2 separate regions of the Homo sapiens genome follow, and region 2 is linked to region 1. Evidence: chromatin loops called from intact Hi-C (ENCODE). Cell type or tissue: A673. All regions are shown on one strand. Links, peaks and the distances in the headings refer to the core of each region. The heading gives the core; the rest is flanking DNA. Region 1 overlaps CYP4F22 (cytochrome P450 family 4 subfamily F member 22). Region 2 holds the start of MIR6795 (microRNA 6795).

Region 1 (8,906 bases), core at 715-8,714:
ATATATATATATATACATATATAAATACAAAGAATTAGCCAGGTGTTGTGGCACATGCCTGTGGTCACAGCTACTTGGGAGGCTGGGGTGGGAGGATCGCTTGAACTCAGGAGGTTGAGGTTGCAATGAGCTAGGATTGCACCTCTGCATTCCAGCCTGGTGACAGAGTGAAACCCTATCTCAAAAAAATAAATAAATAAATAAAAATTAAAAAGATGATGAAGAAGAAGAATTGCAAACCCAACAAGCCCCTTAGTCCATATTGAGGGCAGGACCAGCAGGTATAGCTATAACTGCCACATTTGCAGCCCGGGTGACAGAAGACCAGATGAACTGGATTGGGAGACAGAAATCCTAGAAGGGAACTTTGGAAAAGTTCAGAGGTCACACAAGAGCTAGGAACCACCACCAGAGCATGTTACTCGATGTTACTCAGTGATTTCCTCTCTTCTTTTTCTTTTTAATAAACTTTATTTTTTTAATGTATTATATATTTTGGCCAGGTGCAGTGGCTCACGCCTGCAATCCCAGCACATTGAGAGTCCAAGGCAGGTGGATCACTTGAGGTCAGGAGTTTGAGACCACCCTGGCCAACATGGCGAAACCCTGTCTCTACTAAAAACACAACAAACATTAGCCAGGTGTGGTGGCATGCACCTGCAATCCTGGCTATCCAGGAGGCTGAAGCACAAGAATCACTTGAACCCAGGAGGCAAAGATTGCAGTGAGGTGAGATCGCATCACTGCACTCCAGCCTGGATAACAGAGCAATACCCTGTCTCAAAAAAAAAAAAAAAAAGAAAGAAGAAAGAAAATAAAAGAAAAAATAAAATGGTCAGGGCATTGTGGCTCATGCCCGTAATCCCAGCACTTTGAGAGGCCGAGGCAGGAAGTCGGTACCAGCAAATAGGAAGCACCAAATTGCCAGCCATGAGAGTGAGCCACCTCAAAGTATCTCTTCCAGCCTCAAATGAGCTGCCCACACTGATGCTGTGTAGGACTGAGAAAGCCATCCTGGCTGAGCCCTGCCCAAATTGTAAACTTGTGAGCAAACTAAAAGTTGTATATATTCTGATACAGATAGGAGTTCATACACACATACCAAAAAAAAAAAAAAAACTTGTATATCTTTTTTATTTTTTTGAGATGGAGTTTCGCTCTTGTTTCCCAGACTGGAGTGCAATGGCATGATCTTGGCTCACAGCAACCTCTGCCTCCCTAGTTCAAGCGATTCTCCTGCCTCAGCCTCCCAAGTAGCTGGGATTACAGGCTCACACCACCGCGCCCGGCTAACTTTGTATTTTTAGTAGAGACAGGGTTTCTCCGTGTTGGTCAGGCTGGTCTCGAACTCCCGACCTCAGGTGATCCGCCAGCCTCGGCCTCCCAAAGTGCTGGGATTACAGGCATGAGCCACCGAGCTTGGCCTGTATATTGTTTTAACCTACTAAGTTTCCTGGTAGTTCAATATACAATAATAGATAATTGAAACAGATATATTTCCCAACAAGTTTGGAGTCATCAAAAAACTGATAATGGACTGGGTGCAGTGACTCAGGCCTGTAATCACAACAGTTCGGGGGGCCAACATAGGCGGATCACTTGAATCCAGGAGTTCCAGTTCAGCCTGGGCAACATGGTAAAACCCCATCTCTACAGAAAATACAAAAAAAAGCATCTGGATGTGGTGGTGGGAGGATTGCTTGACCCCAGGAGACAGAGGTTGCAATGAGTTGAGATTGAGCCACTGCACTCCAGCCTAGGCAACAGAGCAATACCCTGTATCAAAAAAAGAAAAAAAAAAAAAGGCCGGGTGCAGTGGCTCACCCCTGTAATCCCAGCACTGGGAGGCCAAGGTGGGTGGATCATTTGAGGTCAGGAGTTCAAGACCAGCCTGGCCAGCATGGTGAAACCTCATATCTACTAAAAATAACAAAAAAAAAATTAGCCAGGCATGGTGGTGTGCCTGTAATCCCAGCTACTCAGGAAGCTGAGGCAGTAGAATCACTTGAACCCAGGAGGCAGAGGTTGCAGTGAGCCGAGATCATGCCACTGCACTCCAGCCTGGGTGACAGAGTGAGACCCTGTCTCCAAAAAAAAAATTTTTTTAATAAACAAAAAAAACCCGGTAACGTGTGCATAAATGCTTTTATATACATTGGAAAACGTTCATATATATATGAACGTTTTTTAATTTTTAAAAACTGAAAAAAGAGCACACCAAACTGCTGGGCCAGAGGTAGAAGCAGAAGCAGAAAGCGGAAGAATTTCCCTTTCAAATTTTACACTTATAACTTATTCCCTGCTCCTTCCATGTCCTTGAGGAGGGAGGAGGCTGTCAGGAGAGGAGTGAGCACCCAGCTTGTGGTCAGACAGCCCATAGTCAAAGCCAGGCTCTGCCACTCCCTCACTGCCGTGTGACCTTGGGCAAGTGATTTGCCCTCTCTGAGCCTCACATTCATCGTTGGTAAAAAAAATAAATAAAAGCGCACACTGACAGGCTTCTGGGGATTGGAGGAACCAGCACACATGTGTGTCTTAATTTGGGTTCCCTGGAACTAGACCTTAATACAAGGAGTTGAGTGCAAATCCTCTATCAGGAGGGTGACCATAAGACAAGAGTTCAACTGCCTGTTGTTTCTTTGGGAGGTGATCCCTGGAAACACAATTAGGGCAATGGAGAAGAGGGATGGGGAAGGGAAGGCAGCAGCAGTTAAAGGGACCTTTATTGAGGAAGTTTCCACTGTGGGTAGCTAGGGCTCAGCCCTGCCTAGTACCTCAGGGAGACAGAATAGAACATGCACCTCCCAGAACAAGGGAGTCTTCACCCCCAGAGAGAGGGAGCTGGGGTATTTATCCACCAATACCCACCAGTCATTACTGACAGCTTCCTCCAAGGGCATGATTTCTCCAGAATGTCCTGCCTGCACCGCACAGGTCAGACCTGGGGACAGAGGCAAGGGCTCTGACAGTGGCTCCAGCCATGAGCAGGAACACAGCCTGGTGTGTGTGGATAGTTACAGTGACTCAGTGAGTGGAGTTCTCCTCTCCTCTCCTTCCAACACACCCATCCATATGCGCACACACAGTCACACCGACACATACACGTTTACACACACTCGTGTGCACACTACAACACATGCACACACTGTTACCCAAATGCACCCAAACACATACGCGGTCACACATGCACGCTCAAACGTGCACGGACACAAAATTGAACGAATAGAGAATGGATCTCCAAATTGTCCAGCAGAGGGAGCGTTCTTCACACTCAGGAGGAAGGAGGTCCCACAGCCGCCAGCGACAGGACCAGACTTCGGTGTTTTGAGAATTACACTTGCAGTACGTGTAACAGGGCTCCGGGGACCCAGGGACCTTACTCCTCCCCTTCTCATTCTCATTTATTCACCCTCGTGGCCCTTGGCGGAAACTCAGTGTGCATTACAAGCATGATGATACCGGACTATTCGCATGACAAGAAAAAGCCGAGGTGCAGAGAGGGACAGTCACGTGCCCAAGGCCGCCCCTAGGAAGGAAGAGCCTAGATTGAGCCCACATATGTCGGATCTCAAGGCTAACTTCGTTTGCTAGTGGATGGCGAGGTTGCGCCGAAAAGGGCCCAGGAGATGTTTGGCAAAGGATGCGCTCTTGGAGACCCTCGGTTGGGAGGGGGGTGTAGGAGAGGCAGCACCTGCAAGATCCGGGTGGCTCACGTAGGGTCTGGGACTGTCTGTTTCCCATTCAGCCCCGGAGTACGTCGAACAGGGGATCCCGGCCGACGACCCCAGCACAGGCCACCGGGGGGCGCCCCAGGACACACGCCGCTGCTACTGCCTCTCGCACAGCCAGCCCCGCTTTAGCTCATCTCCTCCCCGCTCCAACTCTAGCCCAACCCCCGTCGACGCCCCCTTCTACGCTACGTGGCTAGGGATCTAGACCAGGACTGGGAGCCTGAGGGGTGGGGCAGAAGAGGACTCAGCGCCAGCGCTGAGGCCGCACCGAATGATCTTGGGTAAGTCACTTCATTCGGGGGCTCAGTTTCTACCTCTGTTAAACGGAATAATAAAAAGTGATCTTACAAGTCAGTATGAGGATTAAATGGGAATATATGGAAAGAGCACACAGGAAGCACTCAATCAAAAAAAAAAGTTTTGTTTTTGTTTTTCAGACCGAGTCTCGCTCTGTCACCCAGGCTGGAGTGCAGCGGCACTATCTTGGCTCACTGCAACCTCCGTCTCCCGGGTTCAAGCGATTCTCCTGTCTCGCCCTACCGAGTAGCTGGGACTACAGGCGCGTGCCACCACTCCCGTCTGATTTTTTTTTTATTTTTAGTAGAGACAGTGTTTCACCGTGTTAGCCAGGATGATCTCAATCTCCTGACCTCGTGATCCGCCCGCCTCGGCCTCCCAAAGTGCTGGGATTACAGGAGTCAGCCACCGCGCCCTGCCCTAATTTTTTGTATTTTAAGTAGAGATGGAGTTTCACCATGTTGGCCAGGCTGGTCTGGAACTCCTCGCCTCAACTGATCCGCCCACCCCGGCGTCCCAAAGTGCTGGGATTACAGGTGTGAGCTACCACGCCTGGCCTCATAATTGTTAGGTTAACTTTGGAGACCACCCCCAGGGCTCCCTTAAGCCCTTACTCCATACACACACACACACACACACACACACACACACGCGCGCGCGCGCGTGCGCGCACACACACACGCACACATGAGATCTCACCCAGTCTTAAAGTTTTGCTTTCTTTTCTGTTTTTTTTTTTTTGTTTTTTTTTTTTTGTTTGTTTTGGTTCTCCAGTTCATGGTTTTTAATTAGCAGAACTGTTGCCTTTGGGACTGGATAATTACTTGTTTTATTGAGCTAGGTATCCTTTGTCTTGTAGAATGTTTAGCAGAGTGCTGGGTCCCTACCCTCTAGACGCAAATAGTAACCACCGGTTGTGACAACCAAAAATGTTTCCAAATAACAACGAATGTCATCTGGTAGGAAAAATCACCCCCATTTGAAATCGCTTCACTAGCTTTTGGAAAAATATATAAAATATTTATACTAAGGCTTCCCAAATATACATGCCCAACCCAAAACTCTTGAATTGGAGAACCGTTTATTCGACTGACATGTCCAATTCCTCTGAACCAAAACTGACATCCTGACATCTCCCACAAAACAACTTACTCCACTCAGCATTCCCCACGTCAGCTGATGGCAGTTCCATTTTTCCAGATGTTCAAGCCCAAACCTAGTGTCCCCCACTTCTTTCAAACTTCACGTTTTATCCACCACCAAGCCTGACAGCACTGCCTTTGTGAACAGTCACTCCTCCTTGGAATCCAATTGCTCTTGATCACATCTAAAGACCCCGGCTTGGTTGAAGCCACCATCATGTCTCACCTGGACGAATGCAGTCACCCCTAACTGATCTGCCTAGTCCCATCTTTGCTCACACTGTCTCTGTTTAACAGAGCACACAAAGTCCTGTGGAAGTCCTGGCATGGTGGCTCACACCTGTAATTCCAGCACTTTGGGAGGCTGAGGTGGGAGGATCGCTTGAGACCAGGAGTTCAAGACCAGCCTGGGCAACATGGTAAGACCCCCGTCTCGATAACAAATACAAAGCTTAGCTGGGCATGGTGGTGTGTGCCTGTGGTCCCAGCTACTCAGGAGGCTGAGGCAGGAGGATCGTTTGAGCCCAAGGAGGCCAAGGCTGCAGTGAGCTATGGTTGCACCCCTGCACACCAGCCTGAGCAACAAAGCATGACCCTGTCTCAAAAAAAAAAAAAAAAAAGTTCGTATGACAAAGCTTGTCCCTCCTCTGCTCAGAACTCCCCATTTCTGTCACAAAAAAAGTCACAGAAAAGGCCCTGTGTGAATTTACTTCTTTCTTTACTTATTTATCATTTATCATATCTCCTCCCTAGAGGTAAACTCTGGGAACCTAGGGCTCAAACAGTGCCTGTCTCACGGCAGATTGCCCAAGAAATATTTGGTAAATTAATTTTTTTTTTAGACAGAATCTCACTCTGTCGCCCAGGCTGGAGTGCAGTGGCACAATCTCGGCTCACTGCAACCTCCACCTCCCAGGTTCAAGCGATTCTCCTGCCTCAGCCTACTGAGTAGCTGGGATTACAGGCACCCGCCATCAAACGTGGCTAATTTTTGTATTTTTTAGTAGAGACAGGGTTTCACCATGTTGGCCAGGCTGGTCTCAAACTCCTAACCTCAGGTGATCCACCTGTCTCAGCCTCCCAAAGTGCTGGGATTACAGGCATGAGCCACCGCACCCGGCCTGTTGAATTAATATTATTGTCTCTAGTGACCTAGATGGAAATAGTCTACAGGCAAATGCTACCTAAAAGGAAGATGATACCACTATTATACCACCACTATATATATAATGATGGCATATATAGTGCATATATATATATTATATATGTGGTATAATAGCAGTATCATTTTCCTTTAGTGTAGCATTTTATATGTATAAAATTGCTGACATTGTCATTGCCCACCTTTTTTTGTTTGTTTGTTTTTGGAACAGGGTCTTGCTCTGTTGCCCCAGCTGGAGTGCAGTGGTGTGATCATAGCTCACTGCAGCCTCAAACTCCTCAGCTCAAGTGATCCTCCTGCCTCAGCCTCCCAAGTAGCTGGGACTACAGATGTGCACCATCACACCTGGCTAATTTTTTATTTTTTGTAGAAATGGAGTCTCACTGTGTTGCCCTGGCTGGTCTCTAACTCCTGGTCTCAAGCAATCCTCCAGCCTCAGCCTCCCAAAGTGCTGGGATTACAGGTGTAAGCCATCACGCCTGGCCCCCATCTTTTATATTCCCATATCAGGGACTACTCTACCATCAAGTTCCCTCAGCCAAATACCTGAGCATCACCCTTACCACCTCCCTCCCCTCAGCCCCCACTGCTAGATAGTCACCCCAATCCTGGCCCTTCCTGTTGTCTGGACCTCAGCTTCCCTCTTTCCCAGGGTCCCAACCCCGCAAGTCACCTCCCTGCCAGCCCTAGATCTGGCCATGTCCTGTCCTGATCCCGCTCACACACTCTCCATGGCTCCCTATTGCCCTCAGCATAAAGCCTGTGCATTTGGCCCCTTCCTTCATTCTGCCCCCACTTCCCAGATCCAACCACCTGGCCCCTGGTGAGTTCCTCAAACACACTCTGTTCTCCCTCAGCTCAGGGTATTCTCAGATGTTGTTCCTTCTGCCTGGAATACTCTTCCCTCCCCTTGTCACCCACTCAACTTCCATTCCAGCATCGGAGAAGCTCTCCCTGACCCATCCCCATCCCTCTGCTATATTCATCCAGCACCCGGGGCCTCTCCTTTGGAGCACCTGTCCTGGGTTGTAAATAAACCTTTACACGTGGAATTATTTGTTCAACATCTGTCCCCCACCCCCTAAGAAGGCAGAAAACAGGGCCTGCCTGTGGTTCTGAAGCAGTGCCAGCAAACAATATGTGATCTGTTGATGAAATAAATGAACACACAAACTGACCCCCAAAATCTGAGTTTATGTCCTAGGATAAATGGCTTTCCAGCCTCCTAGCCCGCAGCTTCGCTCAGTTGCAGAGCCCCTCATTCCCATGCTGGGGGCTCCACGTGTAAGGATCTGGCTGAGCTAGGGGTGGAGGGTGGGGTAAGTCTGCATCCTTTGCTTTTATTCTGCAAAAACAGAACACTCAGCAAAGGATCTTTGGGCAAGGGAGGAAGGAAGGGGCTTACAAGGGTCTGAGTTTACAAAACAACAACAAAAGCAAGCAGCCTCGAACCCTACGATCCAGCCTCACGCCTGAGCAGTCTGCCCGTATGAGCTGAGGGCCTCAGGAGGGTGATGTCCGAGTTAAAAGCTCTGACGTCAGGCTCCAGCTTTCCTCAGTTTGGAAGCCTGCCAGGGGTTCAGCCAGTTGGGGGGGGGTGGGGTGTGGTGGGCCCTGAGTCATAGGTGGGTCTTAGGTCCTCTGAAGGCTCAGTGGGCAAGGCCTGGAGACCTGGATCTGCAGGGGCGTGGCCTGAGGACCTCAATCCGTAGGATCCTGGGGGCGGGGCCTGAGCCCAAGGGGGCAGGGTCGACCCTGGTCCCTCAAACAGGACAGGTGCGAGAAGTCAGGGGGCGGGACCTAAGCCTCAAGGGGCGGGATCAGGCCCCCTAAGGGGAGGAGCCTTGCCTTGAGGGGCGTGGCCAGTACCACCAGGCTGCTCAACAGCGGTGCCTGGTCATCCAGGAGCTGAACCTGAACTTCGAGGGGGGTGGCCTATGCCCTCGGGATCTTTGGGGCGAGTCCTGGTCCTTTGGGGGCGGGGCCTGGACCCTCGGGAGCCGCAGGGGCGCGCCCACGCTCAGGCCCGCGGAGGCAGCGGCTCCACCTTGAGCCAGAGCCCGTTCTCCGTGCGCAGTATGAGCTCCGGCTTCCGCCGCACCTTGCGCGTTCGGTCCACGCTCAGGCGGAAACGTAGCAGTGTTAGTGCCACAACCACGCGCAACTCGGCCATGGCGAAGCTCTGTCCGATGCAATTCCTGGAGGAAGAGGGGACAGGGCTCAGGCCCAGCTTCTGTGTGAGCACTGGTCCCCGGGGGTCACATGCCTCCTTTGAAAATGAAGCAAGCATCCTGGGCTGGCTGAGGGTTAAAGTGAAACCCCACGCTGGGTGAGGGTTAAAGTGAGACCCCACGGATCGCTCAATTAATGTGACCTTGGGGTTGAGTGTCTGAATCCCAGTACAGCCTCTTACTAGCTGTGTGTCCTGGATACACAGCGCCCCCTCTGAGTCTCAGTTCCTTCATCTGTAAAAACGGGGACAAAGGCATCATAGAGCCAATGGGAGCGTGGGAGCCCAGAACTCAGGGCCTGACACACCGTTGGTGCTCAATACCCAGGATGCTATTGCAGAGT
Region 2 (8,906 bases), core at 389-8,388, 380 kb after region 1:
CCGGCCCACGATGCGCCCGCGATGTGGATGAGTGCCTGAGCAACCCCTGCGGCCCGGGCACCTGTACCGACCACGTGGCCTCCTTCACCTGCACCTGCCCGCCAGGCTACGGAGGCTTCCACTGCGAACAGGACCTGCCCGACTGCAGCCCCAGGTGGGCGGGGCCTCTGCTTGGAGAGCAGGGACTCTGGCTTGGGATGGGGCCTGGGACCTGGGACGAAGTGGGGACAGCAACGACTTGGGGGAGTCCTCAGCTTGGTACCCACTGCGGACTCTGATGACTGATGGGGCAGGGCCAGGGAAGGAGCAGGGCGTCTGTTTGGAGCTCACCTTGGAGTCTCTGGTGCCTGAGAGGGCATGGCTTCCAGGTGGCTCTCACCTTAGGGCTGAAGTCCCTGGTGAATTGGAGCTAAGGGACCTGATTGGCTTCTGCTGGGGCTGCAGCTTCTTGCCGAGATAAGGGTCAGGGAGTGGGACGTCCCCAGCGCTAACAGCGGGACTCAGGAAGGAGGGCAGGGCCTGTGAGGGGGCGGAGCCTGATCCTCCCTCCCACTCCTTCCGCTCCAGCTCCTGCTTCAATGGCGGGACCTGTGTGGACGGCGTGAACTCGTTCAGCTGCCTGTGCCGTCCCGGCTACACAGGAGCCCACTGCCAACATGAGGCAGACCCCTGCCTCTCGCGGCCCTGCCTACACGGGGGCGTCTGCAGCGCCGCCCACCCTGGCTTCCGCTGCACCTGCCTCGAGAGCTTCACGGGCCCGCAGTGCCAGGTGGGTGGAGTTACTGGGGACCTGGGGGAGGAGCCTGCCTGGGATCCTAGGAGGGAGAAGCCAAGTCGGGGCACAGTTTCTCCCAGACTACCCCCCACCCCACAGTACTGACTCTGAGTGCTTCCCCTCCAGACGCTGGTGGATTGGTGCAGCCGCCAGCCTTGTCAAAACGGGGGTCGCTGCGTCCAGACTGGGGCCTATTGCCTTTGTCCCCCTGGATGGAGCGGACGCCTCTGTGACATCCGAAGCTTGCCCTGCAGGGAGGCCGCAGCCCAGATCGGTGAGTGGGAGCATGTGGGCGGGCGTGTGGGGCCTTGGGAAGGGGCTCATGCACGTACCTCCTGCTAGTGTGAGCCGAATGGGGGTGCCACAGAGCCTATGGGGCATGATGGGGTGTGTGGCTGAGTGGTGTGGGTGTGTGAGCATGTGACAACTGGCCGGGATGGTGTGTGTCTGTCACTGTGAGACAGCAGGGATGGTGTGTGTGCTACAGGGTGTGACCGAGCTGCTGTGAGCGTTGAAGGCATGTGTGTGTATGTCAGTGATGAGACCTTGCCTGCTGGGGGGATGTGTGACAACCTGATGGAGTGTGGGTGCGATCCTGGGGACTCATTCCACCAAGGATGTTGAATGATCTGTGTGATGGAGGCAGAAGGGGGATGTATGGGGTTACCTCTGTTCCTGTGCCACTCTCCTCTTTGCAGGGGTGCGGCTGGAGCAGCTGTGTCAGGCGGGTGGGCAGTGTGTGGATGAAGACAGCTCCCACTACTGCGTGTGCCCAGAGGGCCGTACTGGTAGCCACTGTGAGCAGGAGGTGGACCCCTGCTTGGCCCAGCCCTGCCAGCATGGGGGGACCTGCCGTGGCTATATGGGGGGCTACATGTGTGAGGTAAGGGGGCGCTCCCCAGGAGAGGGAAGAGGAGGTGGGCATGCTTGGGTGCGTCTGGGCACACATTTCTGTGTGGCTTGGTATGGGTATGTCTCTAGATATGTCTGAGTTTTTGCTTTTGTGACTCTTGGTGTATCTGTGGGTGTCACTCTGGGTAGATCTGGGGTGTTTTTTTATTTGTTTGTTTTTTTGAGACAGGTTCTCACTCTGTCACCCAGACGAGTGCAGTGGCGCGATCTCAGCTCACTGCAACCTTTGCCTCCTGGGTTCAGGTGATTCTTCTGCTTCAGCCTCTCATTATAGCTGGGAGTACAGGCACCCACCACCACGCCCAGCTAATTTTTGTATTTTTCATAGTGACAGGGTTTCACCATGTTGGCCAGGCTGGTCTCGAACTCCTGATCTCAGGTGATCTGCCCACCTCGGCCTCCCAAAGTGCTGGGATTACCTACTGGTAGTGCGCTGAACATCTGTGTGTGTCCTTTTGTGCTGGGGTTCTTTGCGTCTTCATGGGTATGTCCAGGTGGGTCTGTGTCCCACTAAGCTGAGTGGGTCCCTCTCTTACCCCACTGAAGTGTCTTCCTGGCTACAATGGTGATAACTGTGAGGACGACGTGGACGAGTGTGCCTCCCAGCCCTGCCAGCACGGGGGTTCATGCATTGACCTCGTGGCCCGCTATCTCTGCTCCTGTCCCCCAGGAACGCTGGGTATGCCAGGGCCAGGGTTGGGGGGACAGGATGAGAGGCTGTCTTCATTCCCTCTTGACCACCCCTCGTTTCTTCCCCCAGGGGTGCTCTGCGAGATTAATGAGGATGACTGCGGCCCAGGCCCACCGCTGGACTCAGGGCCCCGGTGCCTACACAATGGCACCTGCGTGGACCTGGTGGGTGGTTTCCGCTGCACCTGTCCCCCAGGATACACTGGTTTGCGCTGCGAGGCAGACATCAATGAGTGTCGCTCAGGTGCCTGCCACGCGGCACACACCCGGGACTGCCTGCAGGACCCAGGCGGAGGTTTCCGTTGCCTTTGTCATGCTGGCTTCTCAGGTAAGCGTTGGCGAAGGGGCTGGCCTGGGACCCCGCCTGTCATTCCCCCATTGTGGCTGATCTACATGCTCCCGCTCGCTCAGGTCCTCGCTGTCAGACTGTCCTGTCTCCCTGCGAGTCCCAGCCATGCCAGCATGGAGGCCAGTGCCGTCCTAGCCCGGGTCCTGGGGGTGGGCTGACCTTCACCTGTCACTGTGCCCAGGTAGGTGTGGGTGGCGGCCTTTGGAGGAGGAGTAGGGGCGTGGCCTCTGGAGTAGTAGGGGCGTGGCGTCTAGGAGGAGGATGTGGCTTTAGGGGAGACATCGAAGGGAAGGGAGTTTCTGGAAAATGCTGACATTTCCGCCGGGTGTGGTAGCTCACACCTGTAATCCCAGCACATTGGGAGGCCGAGGCGGGAGGATCACTTGAGGCCAGGAGTTAGAGACCAGCCTGGGCAACATGGTGAAACCCCGTCTCTACTAAAAATATAAAAATTAGCCGGGCGTAGTGGCAGCTGCCTGTAATCCCAGCTACTCGGGAGGCTGAGGCAGGAGAATCACTTGAACCCGGGAGGCGGAGGTTGCAGTGAGCCATCACGCCATTGCACTCCAGCCTGGCGACTGAGTGACACTCCGTCTCAAAAAACAAAGAAACAACCCCCTGCCCCGACATTTCCTGGAGGTTTGAAGGGAAAAGGGTGAGGATGGTGATTGGGGGGCGTGGCCTCCTGGGATGGCAGGGCTTATCTGCCAGGTGGGGTCTCCAGTGTGGAAAGGGGAGCGGTTGGGTGGGACATGGGGAGGTTGAGGGGGTCTCAACCTTCCTTAGTCTTGACCTCTTCTCTTCCCCCTCTCTCCCCTTGACTCTTCTTTTCCCCACTCCTCCATTTCTTCTCCTCCTTCCCTCCACTCCCCACCCTCATTTTTATCCCTCCCTCCCCAAACCCGACCCCCAGCCGTTCTGGGGTCCGCGTTGCGAGCGGGTGGCGCGCTCCTGCCGGGAGCTGCAGTGCCCGGTGGGCGTCCCATGCCAGCAGACGCCCCGCGGGCCGCGCTGCGCCTGCCCCCCAGGGTTGTCGGGACCCTCCTGCCGCAGCTTCCCGGGGTCGCCGCCGGGGGCCAGCAACGCCAGCTGCGCGGCCGCCCCCTGTCTCCACGGGGGCTCCTGCCGCCCCGCGCCGCTCGCGCCCTTCTTCCGCTGCGCTTGCGCGCAGGGCTGGACCGGGCCGCGCTGCGAGGCGCCCGCCGCGGCACCCGAGGTCTCGGAGGAGCCGCGGTGCCCGCGCGCCGCCTGCCAGGCCAAGCGCGGGGACCAGCGCTGCGACCGCGAGTGCAACAGCCCAGGCTGCGGCTGGGACGGCGGCGACTGCTCGCTGAGCGTGGGCGACCCCTGGCGGCAATGCGAGGCGCTGCAGTGCTGGCGCCTCTTCAACAACAGCCGCTGCGACCCCGCCTGCAGCTCGCCCGCCTGCCTCTACGACAACTTCGACTGCCACGCCGGTGGCCGCGAGCGCACTTGCAAGTGAGCCCATCCACCCGATCGATCCGTCTGTCTATGCATCCATCCCAGTCTGTTTGTCCGTGGGCCCTGCCTCTCTTTCCACCTGCCCATCCACTTGCCCCGTCTGTTTCTCTGTGCACTCTATCTGCCCATCGGTGTGTCCCACGTGTCTGTCCGTGTGTCTGTTCATCCATGTGCTCTGTCTATCTTGTTCTTGTTTCTATCTGCCTATGCACTTCTCTGCCCCGTTTGTCTGCCCTTTTCTCCATCCAATAATTACTTTTTTTTTTTTTTCCCGAGATGGAGTCTTGCTCTGTGGCCCAGGCTAGAGTGCAGTGGCGCGATCTCGGCTCACTGCAACCTCTGCCTCCCGGGTTTAAGCAGTACTCCTGCCTCAGCCTCTGGAGTAGCTGGGATTACAGGTGTGAGCCACCGTGCCCAGCCGAATTCCTTTTTTTTTTTTTTTTTTTTTTTAAGACGGAGTCTCGCTCTCTTGCCCAGACTGGAGTGCAATGGCTCCATCTTGGCTCACTGCAACCTCCGCCTCCCGGGTTCAAGCGATTCTCCTGCCTCAGCCTTCCGAGTAGCTGGGACTACAGGTACCTGCCACCACGCCTGGCTTTTTTTTTGTATTTTTAGTAGAGACAGGGTTTCACCATATTGGCCAGGCTGCTCACGAACTCCTGACCTTGTGATCCGCCCGCCTTGGCCTCCCAAAGTGCTGGGATTACAGGTGTGAGCCACCGCACCTGGCTCCTTTTTTTTTTTTTTTTTTTTTTTTTTAAGACAGGGTCTTGCTCTGTGGCCCAGGCTGGAGTGCAGTGGTGTGATCTTGGCTCAGTGCAATCTCTACCTCCTGGGCTCAAGTAACCCTCACACCTCAGCCTCCCTAGGAGCTGGGACCACAGGTGTGAGCCACCGCGCCCGGGTAACTTTTGTGCTTTTTCTTAGAGATGGGGTTTCGCCATGTTGTCCAGGCTAGTCTTGAACACCTGAGCTCAAAGCAATCCACCCAGCTTAGCCTCTCAAAGTGCTGGGATTGTGGGCCTGAGCCACCACATCTAGCCTAAAAATTCCTTTTATTGGCCGGGCACAGTGCTCACGCCTGTAATCCCAGTACTTTGGGAGGCAGAGGAGGGCAGATCACCTGAGGTCAGGAGTTTGAGCTTGGGCAACATGGTGAAACTCCGTCTCTACTAAAAATACAAAATTAGCCGGGTGTGGTGGCACATGGCTGTAATCCCAGCTACTCAGGAGGCTGAGGCAGGAGAATTGCTTGAACCTGGGAGGTGGAGGATGAGGTGAGCTGAGATCGTGCCATTGCACTCCAGCCTGGGCAGCAAGAGTAAATCTCTGTCTCACCAAAAAAAAAAAAAAAAAAAAAAATTGCTTTTGTTCCTCTGTGTACCCAACTGTCTTCCTCCACTCCTGTTTGTCCATCCTTGGGCCGAATCTGTCCATCCATGCACTCTTTTTGCTCCTCTATATGGCTATCTGTGGGTGCCCCTGACTATCTCTGCCCCTCTTCTGCCCCTCTCTCTGTCTGTCCTAGGCAGTCCATCTGTCCATCCCTACACCCTGCCCCTTCTGTCCTCTGCGTACCTCTCTGTCTGCTTGGAACCCTCCACCCCCTTAATCTCCACATCCTCATCTTCTCTGCTTTCCCCTCACTCACTCTGTTCCAGCCACCCTGGCCTCTCTGCTGTTTCCCAGATACCCCAGGCTTGATCCCATATCAGGGCCTTTGCACAAGCTGTTCCTACTGCCTGGCTGTTCCCTTCCCCCACATGGCTCCTCCCTCACCTCCTTCAAGTCTTTGCTGAAATGGTGGTACCTTCTCAGTGAGCACCTCCCTGGTCACCCCCAGCCCTTCCTCTGCTTTATTTTTCTGCTTAGCATTTAATTCCATCCAGCACTATGTGTGTGCGTGCGTGTGTGTGTGTGTGTGTGTGTGTATATACATATATATACATATATATATATATATATGTATTTTTTTTTTTTTTTTTTTTAGACAGGATTTCTCTCCCATTGCCCAGGCTGGAGTGCAGTGGTGTGATCTTGGCTCACTGCAACCTCCACCTCCTGGGTTCAAGCTATTCTCCTGCCTCAGCTTCCCGAGTAGCTGGGATTACAGGCGCCCGCCACCATGCCTGACTAATTTTTGTATTTTTAGTAGAGACGGGGGTTTCACCATTTTGGCCAGGCTGGCCTAGAACTCCTGACCTCAGGTTATCCGTACACCTTGGCCTCCCAAAGTGCTGGAATTAGAGGCATGAGCCACCGCACCCAGCCTGTATTTTTATTTTATTGATGAGTAATGGAGATGCTGTATATTTGGCTCATGTATCTCCCTTACTATCTGTCTTCACCCAGTGGAATGCCAGCTGCACGTGGACCAGGAATTGTGGCCGGGCCTTATCCTTGTGCCTGCAGCAGTGCCCAACACATGGTAGTCAGTTAGTATTTACTGATTAATTAATAGTTAGCCAGTGAGGCCGGGAGTGTGGTGTGGGTTTGTAGTCCTAGCTACTTGGGAGGCTGAAGAGGGAGGATAATTTGAGTCCAGGAGTTTGAGATTGCAGAGAGCTATGATTGCACCACTGCACTCCGGCGTGGGCAACAGAGCAAGACCCCATTTCAATCAATCAATTTAAAAAAATATTATCAAGGGCTGCGTGCGGTGACTTATGCCTGTGATCCCAGCACTTTGGGAGGCCGAGGCAGGTGGATCACCTGAGGTCAGGAGTTCAACAGCAGCCTGGCCAACATAGTAAAACCCCGTCTCTGCTAAAAATACAAAAATTAGACGGGCGTGGTGGTGCATGCCTGTAATCCCAGCTACTTGGGAGGCTGAGGCGGGAGAATCGCTGGAACCGGGGAGGTGGAGGCTGCAGTGAGCTGAGAGATCATGCTACTGCATTCCGGCCTGGGCGACAGAGCAAGACTCCGTCTCAAAAAAAAAAAAAAAAAATTATCCAGTGAATGGCAAGATTTGCAGAAAGCCTGGCATGGGTCCGTATATTCCAGTCCCCTGTGCAAGCCTTGTCTGGAGTCTCTGTACTCTACGGTGTGAATGCATGGAAGGGGATTGTCTCCTCTGACCCCTGACTCCGCCCCTCTCTGCCTCACCCTTCCCCACCAGCCCGGTGTACGAGAAGTACTGCGCCGACCACTTTGCCGACGGCCGCTGCGACCAGGGCTGCAACACGGAGGAGTGCGGCTGGGATGGGCTGGATTGTGCCAGCGAGGTGCCGGCCCTGCTGGCCCGCGGCGTGCTGGTGCTCACAGTGCTGCTGCCGCCAGAGGAGCTACTGCGTTCCAGCGCCGACTTTCTGCAGCGGCTCAGCGCCATCCTGCGCACCTCGCTGCGCTTCCGCCTGGACGCGCACGGCCAGGCCATGGTCTTCCCTTACCACCGGCCTAGTCCTGGCTCCGAACCCCGGGCCCGTCGGGAGCTGGCCCCCGAGGTGATCGGGTGAGTGACCCCACCTGGAAAAGCCGTGGTGGCTGGGGAGAGGAGAGATGCTGTTGATCCAGGTCTTGTGTGTTTCATTTCACTTAATGCCTTTACCCACCAGATGTCAGGAGCACCGCCTCCTGGCTGTGACAAGCAAAAAATGCCTCCAGATGGAGCTAGTGCTTCTGGGGTAGAATTGCCCAGGTCTAGTGCTGGCTTGTGGGGAGGCAGGTTGCTAAGTGGCTTGGCAGAGTGGTTAAATACATGTGTAGGGTTTTTTTCTTCTTCTTCTTCTTCTTCTCCTTCTCCTTCTCCTTCTCCTTCTCCTTCTCCTTCTTCTTTTCTTTTTTTTTTTTTTTTTGAGACGGAGTCTCTGTCGCCCAGGCTGGAGTGCAGTGGCGTGATCTCAGCTCACTGCAACCTCTGCCTCCTGGGTTCAAGCAATTCTCTGCCTCAGCCTCCAGAGTAGCTGGGATTACAGGCATCCACCACCACACCGGGCTAATTTTCTTCTTCTTAAAGACATAGAAGATAAAGCCGGGCACAATATATTCTTGTAGTCCCAGCTACTTGGAGGATCACTTGAGCCCAGGAATTCAAATCTAGCCTGGGCAACATAGCAAGACTCCCATCTCTCTCTCTCTTTTTTTTTTTTTTTTTTTTTGAGACGGAGTCTCGCTCTGTCGCCCAGGCTAGAGTGCAGAGGCGCGATCTCGGCTTTCTGCAAGCTCCGCCTCCCGGGTTCATGCCATTCTCCTGCCTCAGCCTCCCGAGTAGCTGGGACTACAGGCGGCCGCCACCATGCCTGGCTAATTTTTTGTATTTTTAGTAAGAGACGGGGTTTCAGTGTGTTAGCCAGGATGGTCTGGATCTCCTGACTTCGTGATCCACCTGCCTCGGCCTCCCAAAGTGCTGGGATTACAGGCGTGAGCCACCATGCCCGGCCTCCGATCTCTTAAAAAAAAAAAAAAAAAAAAAAAAGAAGAAGAAGAAGAAGAAGAAGAAGAAGAAGAAGAAGAAGAAGAAGAAGAGGGAGGAGGGAGGGGGAGGGGGAGGGGGAGGAAGAGGAAGAAGAAGGAAGAGGGGGAGGGGGAGGAGGAGGAGGAAGAGGAAGAAGAAGAAAGAAATAGGAGGGGCTCGGTGGCTCACGCCTGTAATCCCAGCACTTTGGAAGGCAGTTCATTTGACGTCAGGAGTTTGAGACCAGCCTGGGCAACATGGCAAAACCCTGTCTCTACTAAAAATACAAAAAATTAGCCAGG

Evidence for each region. Hi-C counts contacts between places; a loop is a spot of excess contacts. Peaks named below come from ENCODE experiments on the same cell type or tissue, not always from the same donor. Only the 100,000 strongest peaks of a DNase experiment are listed, where the experiment ranks them.
Region 2: it touches region 1 in a loop (10-fold over the local background); 95 of 110 quality-filtered maps call a loop at or near these places.

The regions. Positions count from the first base shown.
Region 1 is chr19:15,550,918-15,559,823 of GRCh38, reverse strand. CYP4F22 (cytochrome P450 family 4 subfamily F member 22) reads right to left here. Exons shown (of 14, transcript NM_173483.4): 14 at 7,507-8,530. The coding sequence ends at 8,353. Among named protein-coding and RNA genes, the nearest start is that of CYP4F22, 47 kb to the right of the region's middle. RefSeq lists an enhancer at 3,352-3,491 and silencers at 3,952-4,011, 8,209-8,258. In A673, for the core only: CTCF peaks have their summits at 3,229 (motif pointing right) and 3,801 (motif pointing right); DNase peaks (open chromatin) are centred at 3,293 and 3,883; H3K4me3 peaks cover 379 bases; H3K27ac peaks cover 959 bases.
Region 2 is chr19:15,172,824-15,181,729 of GRCh38, reverse strand. NOTCH3 (notch receptor 3) reads left to right here. Exons shown (of 33, transcript NM_000435.3): 17 at 1-154; 18 at 568-769; 19 at 902-1,049; 20 at 1,474-1,658; 21 at 2,234-2,366; 22 at 2,448-2,705; 23 at 2,789-2,907; 24 at 3,640-4,205; 25 at 7,330-7,662. It overlaps MIR6795 (microRNA 6795), which reads left to right and starts at 2,380; the gene lies at 2,380-2,447. RefSeq lists enhancers at 1-25, 26-545 and a silencer at 3,916-4,085. In A673, for the core only: CTCF peaks have their summits at 4,093 (motif pointing left) and 7,802 (motif pointing right); DNase peaks (open chromatin) are centred at 539 and 4,069; H3K4me3 peaks cover 1,573 bases.